Linked DNA regions of Homo sapiens: region 1 is linked to region 2. A link is an interaction called in ENCODE POLR2A ChIA-PET data of the cell type or tissue named here. Cell type or tissue: MCF 10A. All regions are shown on one strand. Links, peaks and the distances in the headings refer to the core of each region. The heading gives the core; the rest is flanking DNA.

What was found. ChIA-PET counts read pairs that join two places held together with the same protein. Peaks named below come from ENCODE experiments on the same cell type or tissue, not always from the same donor. Only the 100,000 strongest peaks of a DNase experiment are listed, where the experiment ranks them.
Region 1: POLR2A ChIA-PET joins it to region 2 with 5 read pairs; 3 of 35 experiments call an interaction of 5 or more read pairs at or near these places.

What each region holds. Positions count from the first base shown.
Region 1 is chr17:62,974,406-62,979,792 of GRCh38, reverse strand. All of the region lies in intron 1 of TANC2 (tetratricopeptide repeat, ankyrin repeat and coiled-coil containing 2), which reads right to left. Among named protein-coding and RNA genes, the nearest start is that of TANC2, 11 kb to the right of the region's middle. In MCF 10A, for the core only: no CTCF peak of the experiment used is centred there; no DNase peak of the experiment used is centred there.
Region 2 is chr17:62,873,133-62,878,519 of GRCh38, reverse strand. No RefSeq gene overlaps it. Among named protein-coding and RNA genes, the nearest start is that of MARCHF10-DT, 67 kb to the right of the region's middle. In MCF 10A, for the core only: no CTCF peak of the experiment used is centred there; DNase peaks (open chromatin) are centred at 1,299 and 2,279.

The DNA.
Region 1 (5,387 bases), core at 217-5,216, 100 kb before region 2:
ACCACAGGCATGTGCCACCACACCCAGCTAATTTTTAAAATTTTTTGTGGATACAAAGTCTCACTTTGTTGCCCAGACTGGTCCAAACTCCTGGCCTCAAGCAATCCTCCCACCTCAGCCTCCCAATACTAGGATTACTAAAGGCGTGAGCCACCGTGCCCTGCCTTGCCACATTTTTTAAAAGTACAGAAAAGCAAGAGAAGAGAAAGCTCTGTAAATTTAAAAAATGCTTTCCTAAACCCAGCCACACTCTAAAATATTTTTAAAATTTATTTCAAATAAAAATGAGTCCCAGAAAAGTATCAAGGTTAATCTCATACGAAGTTGCTAGTATAAGAAATGAGAGAATAGGAGTAGAATATCCCTACAGACAATGAAGGCATGCCAGAAAGACATGCCCATATAACAGACCAAAACTGTTAACATGCTATTGCAAAATAAGGTAAAAGATCTTTACTTTAAAGAATAAGACCAAAAAAAGAGAAAAAACTGGGGTCAGAAAGGCAGAAACACAGAACTATAAAGACAGGAATTACTGGCAGCATTGGGTTTCTCATGATATAAAAGGGATAAAGTATACCGTGAGATTAAACCTGAAAATCTCAGGGCATATAAGGATGGTAAAACTGCATGTATAGAAGACACTTATAAAGAAAGGAGAATCAGACTTTTCATCTGCACAAAAGGCTTGAAGACAGTGGTATAACGTGTACATGCTGCATGAAAAAAAAGGATTATGATCCATGAATACTATGTCTGGTCAAAATACCTTTCACTAATCAAGATAAAAGACATCTTCATTCAAGTAAGGATTAGGAAATTATGCCATATACATTCTGGGGAAATTATTCCAAAATTTTATTAAATGCTTTGCTGGCATCTATTGAAATCAACATGGGGCTCTTTTTTCCAGTCTCCACAACTCCCACAGTTGCAGCCAGCAGTACAGATATGGCCAAATCCAAGAACAATATCACAGAAGACCAGTCCTGAAAATGGCACAGAAATGGCTTCAAGACATTCAGATTCTAAGGAATGCATAATTCTGCCAACAAGCCCAACAAAAAAGTCCTCGAAAAGATTCAGGCCAACATTTCCAAGGCAATGAGCACCTATACAGAGGCCAAAAAGGTGCTCCTCAAGCCCAAAGTAATCAAATTGGTACTCTTAAAAGGTACCAGCCCTGAACTGGATATCACCCACACCATCCATCCCAGTCTCTTTCCCAGCTGTCCATACTGTCAACATACTAAGCTTTGGCAACCAATGGCCAGTAACGAGGTCAAGGCCAAGGCACAGGACCCATAGAGTCCCCTCTAAAGACCCCAGAATAAAGACTTTTGTCTATCAACTTTTAAGACCAAAGAACTGTATAAAACTTGGACTGCTGTCCACATGGGCAGGCATCTCCCTATGCTATTTTGTATAAATACAATACGAAGCCCCTAACTCTCCCCAAAAAAAGAGAAATAATCATGTAGTTTTTATCTCAGAATGTGTTAATATTATACAATATTTTAATATTTTAATGCCCTTGCCTTCCTGCAATAAACTCTACTTGATCATAGTGTATTACCTTTTAAACACGTGGCTAGATTTATTTTGCTAATACTTTATTTCAAATGTTTGCTTCTCTAGTCATAAGAGTGAACTAATGTTTATAATAGCAAAAAAAGGAAACAATCTTAACATCCATCAGTTGGGAAATAACATAATAAATTATGGTACAGTGTACTATAAAATATTATTCAGCTTTTAAAAATTAGAGTTCCATTTACTGAACTGAAGTGATAGCCATGATATATTGTTAAATGAGTAATACATGTTACTAAGCAATAAATAATATGATCCCTATTTAATTAGAAAAACAAGAAGCCTGTATATTTATGTGTATATGCTTATATATTTTTGAGCAAAGAGAAACACACTGAAAAAATACTCCTTATCAAAGTGTTGGTTAACGTTGGCTACTCCAAGGAATATAACTAGAGAAGGGAGAAACCCGAGGGGAGAGGAAAATATCAACTTTTTCTTTATTGACTCCTAGAGTTTGTTTATTTTAGTGGTTGCAAGCAGATGTATTACTTTTGTAATTTAAAAAAATAGGTAGAATGTTAGGGGATGGGGAGAATATTACTTTTGTAATTAAAAAAAAATAGGTAGAATGTTAGGGGATAGGGGAGAAATACCCCAGCTGCCCATTATAAGTAATGACAATTAACATTTGTTGACAACCAATAAATGCCTACATTTAACATATCCAAAGACAAAAACAATTAAATTATCTAAAGCAAGGAGAAGACTCATTATATGAAGTTATTTTAAAATTCAAAACAATCCAATCTGGAACCAAATTTGCATATAAGTAGTCTTTCCCAAGTGCATTAAGTGAAATGTCTTCAGGATGAACTATTCTTTAGTTTATAACTAGCACAAACTTATCAGTTTATAAAGATCAGGAAAACTAAAGATGAAACTAAGAGAAAATGAGTCAAGTTCATTTAAAGAAAAAGATTCAATAATTATACTAAAGATACACAGATAAGCAGAAATTGACAAAGTGCTACAGAAATAACTGAAGCTTAGGGAAAAATGGGATTGTTATATGTCAAAAATGTTTATGTAGAAACAGAATGCTTGTTCCCTGGGGCTGCAAAGAAATAGCACTTGAACATAAATTTAATTCTCTCAGCAAGGCCATTTTTACTTTCTGCAGAAAGGGTACACTCGCCAACAGTTTTGCCACAAGAGTGCATGGAACAAAGGAGACAGGGTCATTTATAACCTGACGCGTCCACCTTACTGCTGTGTCTGGTTTCCATCGGCTGGAACGGGACCTCACATTCTGTATTTGTCACGATTGGCTAGCGACTTGGAACTTTTTAAAAGAGGCAAAGGCAGAGGAGAACAAAGGAAGGAGGAAGTAACTTGTGGAATGCTAAGAAAGGTAAAAATACTTCCAAATAAGGAAGAGGAACAAGCTACGACCTAATGCTTTCTTGGACCAGTATAAGCATGCCAGGGCAAGTATTTAGGCTAAATTGTGAGAGCTAAGAATATAAAGTACATTAATTTTTTTTATTACAGGTAGTATTTAAGAATGTTAGCACGGATCTTTGAATAAATTTTGCTTCTAAGAGAAGTTACTATTTATTCCTAATTAGACGGGGAGGAAAGTTTCTTTGAAGAGGAACCTCTACTTTATTTTTTACAAGATTCTAAATAGTTAACTGATTATACCACAGAAAAAGGGGCAAAATTTTCCAATATATTATTTTACACTGTAAATAGATAAGTCCCTTTTTTATTAAGTAGGTAGATATCAAAAAAAAAAAAACCAGACAAACCCTCCAAGCAGTCCACCTTGACTGACTGTCACATACAATGTTTCAAAAAAGAAAGATTACAAAAAGCTGTCAACCTGAGGCACTGGCTGGGGGTAGGGGTGTAAGGAGCAAAGTTCAAGTTATTATTCACAAAAAAAGATATTTGTAGAAGTTAAAACTGTTTACATAATCAAACTGAAGAAAAGCTGTCAAGGGGCGCATCTCAAGAAACACTATGATTTGAGATTTTATAGAAAGGATTAAAATTAATTTTTGTCAAGTTAGTAGTGTTCAAAAGAAATAGTCCAAAAAAAATGCATAAAAAGAGTAGGCCCAGCAGTATCTGAGTTTTTCGGTTTACAGTTATTCAAAAACTCTTTCTCTCAGCTTTTATCAAATACTTCACAAAAGAAAATTTAAGGATATGAATAAAATAAATCAGTATCCAAACTACCATGGGTTTCTAAAATGCCTTGCAAGGCTGAAAAGGAAATCAAGACAAGATAACAAAGAAAAGCTGGAGTGACAATGCCAGTAAAAAATTGGGAGGAGCTGGCATATATCAAAAAAGAAAAATTTAGGATACTTTCCACAGGCTAATAAAAATTACCATTTATTAAGTACTAGACATCGTCCTAAGGATTTTCACCAAGATATTTTTCATTTCATCATCATAAAAACCCTGTGAGATAGATTTTTGGCCCCTCATACAATTAGTGACAGAGCAGTAATTCAAACCCATTTTCATGATTCAAAACTCATAAAGTCATATTCTTTCCAATATATACTGGTCTCATCATTGGAATTTCTAAACTTACAACTGAGCAACAGTACTGTCATCCTATAATATAGGAATGTCTGAATAACAGCTTTCAAACAAAGTCTGTCTCTACATTAAAAAAAAAAAAAAATTAAAAAAAAAAGCCCGAAAATGGAAAAGCTGATTCTCTGATCCTGAGGCAGAATATGGGTGTATGTGGTTGGACGGTTATTTATGTGGTTTAATAAGTCTTCATTCCATAGGCCCACTAAAGCTATTTACATTCATTCACACTAATTCACAATCCCAGGGTGCCCTAGAGGATTCCATGGAATTTGAACAGAAATAGAATTACAGAGTACAATAAATATGTATCAAGTTTCTATAACCTATAACCTAACTAGCTGTGCCTTACCAAATTTCAGCAACCACAACTAGAAATTGTGGGATTCCTCCACCCAATGAAAGATTAGGAATAAAGGGCTAAGAAGTGACTACCTTCATTTAGGCAGACAGAATTGCCTGAGATCTGAGATTTGAAGCACATTCTCCAAGCATAAAATGACTAAATCACAATCTCTATATACCCACTCTCGTTTCCAAGTTCAATAACTATAATCTACTTATAAGGCTGGATTAACCAGGGGATTTCCATGGCAGTAAAAAACTGGGGCCATATTTCTTAATGTTGTCAATCTTTATAATCAGCTACGTCATCATATGATAATGCTAGCATGGTATTACAGACAAGGAAATAAGAATGGCTACCTGGTCCAAAGATCATCCATTTGGAATGACAAGTTTTCCACTATTATTGCTTACGTACTTTTCTTTATGAATTTTATGTCTGTAACATTGGCTGATATCTACGAAAAGGAATATATCAATCACTGCCTTTTCATAACACTTTGCCACATAAAGAAAACAGTAAAATCTATCATCATTGGCTTACTGAACTTCAGGGAAGTGGCAAATATTAATAGTATGGTACATATGTTTTTGAACTATATTTTTCCCAGGGGTAGAAAAAATATGTAAGACACAGGATTCTGAATTACAATTTTAGCTTTTAAGGAAGAATATGAAATTTCCATCCCCAAGTCAAAGACAATAGTAGTAAAATTAACAACTTATACATAGTAGTCAATAAATATTTAAATGAATGAATATGTTAATACACTCCATAAAAATACCCCAGTTTTTCCAACATAACTAATCCACCTCAACTTTTAAACTTTACACACAAGGTGTCTGCCTAACAAACTAATATACAAAATCAAGGTTTTTAAAAATATAACAAT
Region 2 (5,387 bases), core at 220-5,219:
CTCTTTAATAAGAGGAAACCTTAGCACTCTATGGAGGCCTTAAGAAAAAGCTGAGAATACACACAGCTGCCTTCTTTAGCTGCAGGGACTGACTGATTTAGTGACTTGGGAACCACTATGCTGTTCTCTTGTCAAGTTTCTGGAAAAACTGAGGGTGCTGTTGAAGAAGCAGTGAAAACGTTTCTCTTTGTATTAGAAGGATGGGTTAGCGAAGAACACCGCTCTTTAAATCAAATGTTTAATTTTGATAAAACTGGTCCCTATTAGAAGCAAATGCCCTCCAGGGCCTATATCTCAAAGCAGCAGGAGGAGCCCTAGGGTTCAAGGCTGGGATGCGGTGTGCAAATGTTTGTGAAAGCTGAGGCTTACTGGGGTAATGTTTCATTAGTTTTGACATTGTTTTTGTGAGTGCTCTGGTTACAATTGCATAGTTTTTTTGTTGTTGTTTTTGTTTTTCATTTTGTTTTGTTTTTGAGACAGGGCCTTGCTCTGTCATCCAGGCTGAAGCGTAGTAGTGTAATCACAGCTCACTGCAGCCTCAACCTCCCCTGGCTCAAGCAATCTTCCTGCCTTAGCCTCCTGGGTAGCTGGGACTGCAAGTGTGTGCCACCATGCCTGGCTAATTGTGTGTGTGTCTGTGTGTGTGTGTGTGTGTGTGTGTGTGTGTGTGTGTGTGTGTGTGTAGACAGGGTCTCATGATGTTGCCCAGGCTGGTCTTGAACTCCTGGGCCCAAGAAATCTTCTGGCCTCACCCTCCCAAGGTGCTGGGATTATAGGCGTAAGCCACTGCACCCAGCCAGGTTTTGAGTAGACTGTCCCAACCCTATTTTTTTTTCCCCACCAACCCTGTTATTTTGGGGCTTGTGGCCATTTTTAGACCATGGAAGCTTTTCAGTAACACACAGATGGTGTTATAGCGAGACATCTATATACATTCCATTTCTCTCTAATGTTTTTTACATACTGTAAAAAATCCAAGCGATCATTGTCAAAGTATAATCTGTAGATACAAGTAGAATAATGAAAACAATGGCTCACATTGATTGTGCACTCTTTCCACATGTTAACTCATTTGATTGTCACAGCAGTCCTCTGAACTAGGGGCTATTACACCCATTTTCTGAATGTGGAAACTGACATCTCTCTGTAAGTAACACGAGTAAATTGAGCTTATGTAACACAGCCAAGGGCACACAGCTAGAAAATGGTGGAGTGAGAATTAAAACCTGTGCTTTTTCTATGATTTAAATTCATACGTCATATTGTTTTGTCATCTAAAAAATATGAATGGGATTATACTTCCATTGTTTCTTTAATGTAACAGGGCTATGCCTTGGTAGAATGCCTAAGTAAAGGAAAGCTGTTAGTGATTCACAGCTATTTACATTTCATAAGTCTCATGTTTCATTCCAAGAAATCAGGCTCATCAATTGTTTGCATTTGGTAACATCTTAATTATACAAATAATTAGCCTTGAGACTAGACATGAACATGAAAGTATAATGAATACTTTTGCTAATTGCTCTGTTCTGTTAGAGGACAGTCATTGGTCTGTAGCATTAACAGCTCCCACATTCAGCTTACTAAATTCTCCTAACTTTCACTTTGGCAAAAGGTCTAAATCAGGGATAACAGATTTCCTCTCTCATGCCTTTTCTAACCCATTGATCATGACTGCTGGGAGCACTGTGTTGAGAAGCTCCTGGGGCCTTCTCTGATGAGTCTGTGCCATTAGTGAGAGAGTACAGGTTGGCAGCAGGTGAGCCAGGTATTTGCCAACTCTGGCCTGAATGTTGAGAAGAGAACTTACCCCAACCTCAGAAGTTTTGGCATCATATTTTCTGCTCCCACTAACAATCCTACAAATATGCTGTGTTCTGTTGGTAGGGGGGTGGGTACAAAAGTGAGACGTGGATTCTGTTTGAATAAAAAAGGCATAAATGGCCTTATACAAAGTAAAACATGTGAAGTGCCCTGACAGTAACAGATACCAGGACAGAAGGGATCAGAGGCGGCAAAGGATTATTTATAGGAACAGGAAGGCAGGAGCAGAGATGGGGCAGAGAATGAATCCAGGGCTCCTTTTGAGGTGGGTCTCAAAAGATAGACAGACATGAGGGTGACAGTGAGGTGAAGTGAGCAGGGCTCAGCTTTTTTCCCATTTTTGGGCAGATGATGAATCACCTGCTATAGCAAGAAAGAAGGAAATGTGCAACAGGAGCGTGTGCAAGGGAAGAGCTTAATGTGGCTGGAATGTCAGAAAATAAAGGAAGGAAAAGTTGGGAAACAAGGGCAGGCCCAGGCTGTGAAGGGCCTGGGAACACCAGATTAGGAATGTTCTAGAACAATGTTTCTCAAGGTGTGTCCACAGAATGTTCAGGGTTGTTATATAGCAAAAGGATCCTGTTGGACCCGGGTGTCAACTACATTTGAGAAACATTAAATTAAAAACAATGAAACAGATTTCTATACCTCAGGAGTTGGCAGAGTGTTTAAAATGCACGCTGTACACATTCAGAGCTAATGTACACTGTGAATCCCCAAGAAGGACCTGTAGTTTGCAAAAATCCCAAACACAGTCACCACAGAAATGTTTTCCTTGGAGCACTCACGAGCTGAGCATTGTGCAGGAGCTTTATGAAGGTGATGGCCATCTACTGGTGTGATACCCACAACCAGCATTAGCTGCTAATGGACCAAATGACTGATCTAGGAACCTGCGCTATTGTTGCAGGAATAGGGAGAGAATCGTTTGCCCCAAAGAAAGCATCAAACCCTCTTTTCCTGTTTCCACCCTGGTTCATTATCATAAGGATCTGTCTTCAACTTGCTGACCCTGTGCCCCCTTTTCAGCCATGGCCAGTTGTCCTGTTCTTTCTCCAGAGCTCAGTTCCTACCCTGATAAAACCTTGCCTTCCTTTCAGGCTTCTAGTGGTGCCCTGTTTTGAATCTCCCATCTGTCATCCTGGCTCCCAGACGTGCTGCCTGATGCCCCTTGACCCCTCCCCAGCCCGCCTGGACTCCTTCTTTGCCACTGCTCTGACCTCCACATACTTTGAGTGCTTTTGGTCCTCCTGGTAAACCTCACAATGTCCCGTCTCAAGCCACTCAGAACCCCAGTGTGACTGTGGCTCCAGCTCCTGCCACTTGTTCAGAGACAAAGGCACCTGTGTCTATCTTCTGAGAAGCTGGGCTCATACGTGCCTGATAAACATCCTCCTGCCACCTTTCCAGGTTGTGGTGGTTTCCAGGTGAGTTTCCATAAATCTGCTTGGGAGGGATGAGCAAGTCGCTTCTATATTTGACATGATTTAATTATCCCCTGTGGAAGGAAAAAATTTTAGCAATGACATATTTAGAGCCGCACTTCCAAAGAGCTTCAGTCAACTGGGTAAAATCGGGTGGGATCACACAACAATTTAGGAGTGTAATCTCTAGGCTTTTAGATGTCTGTTCAACAAGAAGCCGACTGTGAGGCCAGGCGCAGTGGCTCACACCTGTAATCCCAGCACTTTGGGGGCCCGAGGCAGGTGGATCATTTGAGGTCAGGAGTTCGAGACCAGCCTGGCCAACATGGTGAAACCCCGTCTCTATTAAAAATACAGAAATTAGCTGGGCATGGTGGTGCACAGCTGTAATGACAGCTACTCGGGAGGCTGAGTCAGGAGACTCACCTGAACCCAGGAAGCAGAGGTTGCAGTGAGCCGAGATCGTGCCACTGCACTTCAGCCTGGACGACCAAGTGAGTGAGACTCTGTCTAAAAAAAAACGAAAAACAAAAAACAAACAAAAAAATACAGACAGAAGCCAACTGGTGAGGTGCAATGAGGTTGGGTGAGTGGGCACAACTTTGGCAGATATACTTCAGTGGGAAATAAGAGTGACAAGGAGAAAAAGTACAAACTATAGAGGACGAGCTGCTGCCACTATGAACCAACGATTGTGACCCAGGAAAGGGACTTGGGACTCATTGCAGAGTGCTCAGGAAAGTGCTCTGGCGCCCAAAGGCGAACCAAGTTTGGGAAATTGTTAGAAAAAGTAAGGGGGTGAGGTAGGGGGGGTTGTAGGGAAAGAAAACATCACTTTACCTTTGTTTCTTTTTTTTTTTTTTTTTGAGACGGACTCTTGCACTGTCGCCCAGGCTGGAGTGCAGTGGCACAATCTCGGCTCAGTGCAACCTCCGCCTCCCGGGTTCAAGCAATTCTCCTGTCTCAGCCTCCCCAGTAGCTGGGACTACAGGTGCCTGCCACCATGCCCGGCTAACCTTTGTTTCTAACACAGACTGGAATGTGCAGTTCTGGTTGATACATTTCAAGAAAGAAAGCAGGGAGTTCACAAAGCATTTCAAGTGATTAAGGGGCTGGAGGGGCTTCTGTATGAGGTCAGGGTGAAGGCTGGAGGTTGACAGGATATACTGCAGTTTCAAGAATTATGAAAAGTACAGATAATGTGAAAATAGACCAAACCCCAGCTTATTAGAATGAAGACGCTGCATGGTCTCACTCATATGTGGAAGCTAAAAAAAAGTTGATCTCACAGAAGTAAAAAGTAGAACAGAGAATACTAGAGGACAGGAAGGGGAGGAGGAAGGGAGGGGTAGGGAGAGATTTGATAAAGGATACAAAATTACAGCTAGGTAGGAGGAGTAAGTTCTATTGTTCTACATCATTGTAAGATGGCTATAGTTAACAATAATATATTATACAGTTTCAAATAGGGAGAGGGAGGATACTGAATGTTACCAACATAGAGAAATGATAAATGTTTGAGATTATGAATATGTTAATTACCCTGATCTGATCATTATACATCATGTGTATCAAAACATCACTAGCTACCCCATGAATACGAACAACTACTATTTGTCAATTTAAACAATTTTTTTAAAGAAGAGGTTTCTTGAGATTTTCTCAAGATTTCAAGCAAGTTAAAAATGGTTGCTAAATGTATGGAACTCATTACCCCCCAAGAGGTAGAATAGGCTAAAAACAGAAATAGCTTCAAAAATTACTTACATAACGTTGTGATGGCTGGCACTAGCATATCATACTGAGGGAAATCTGTTTTAGATGGGATAAGGGAGGACATTCTTCCTAATACACAGCCCTTAGCCTCACTGTCAGCACCAGTGAAGATGTGGGGTTGGACGACGCACGACAGTTTTACTTAAAAAAAAAACAAGCAGGCCAGGTGCAGTGACTCACGCCTGTAATCCCAGCACTTTGGGAAGCCGACGTGGGCAGATCACTTGAGGTCAGGAGCTTGAGACCAACCTGGCCAACATGGTAAAACCCCGTCTCTACTAAAAATACAAAAAAAAAAGGCCGGGCACGGTGGCTCATGCCTGTAATCCCAGCACTTTGGGAGGGTGAGGAGGGAGGATCATG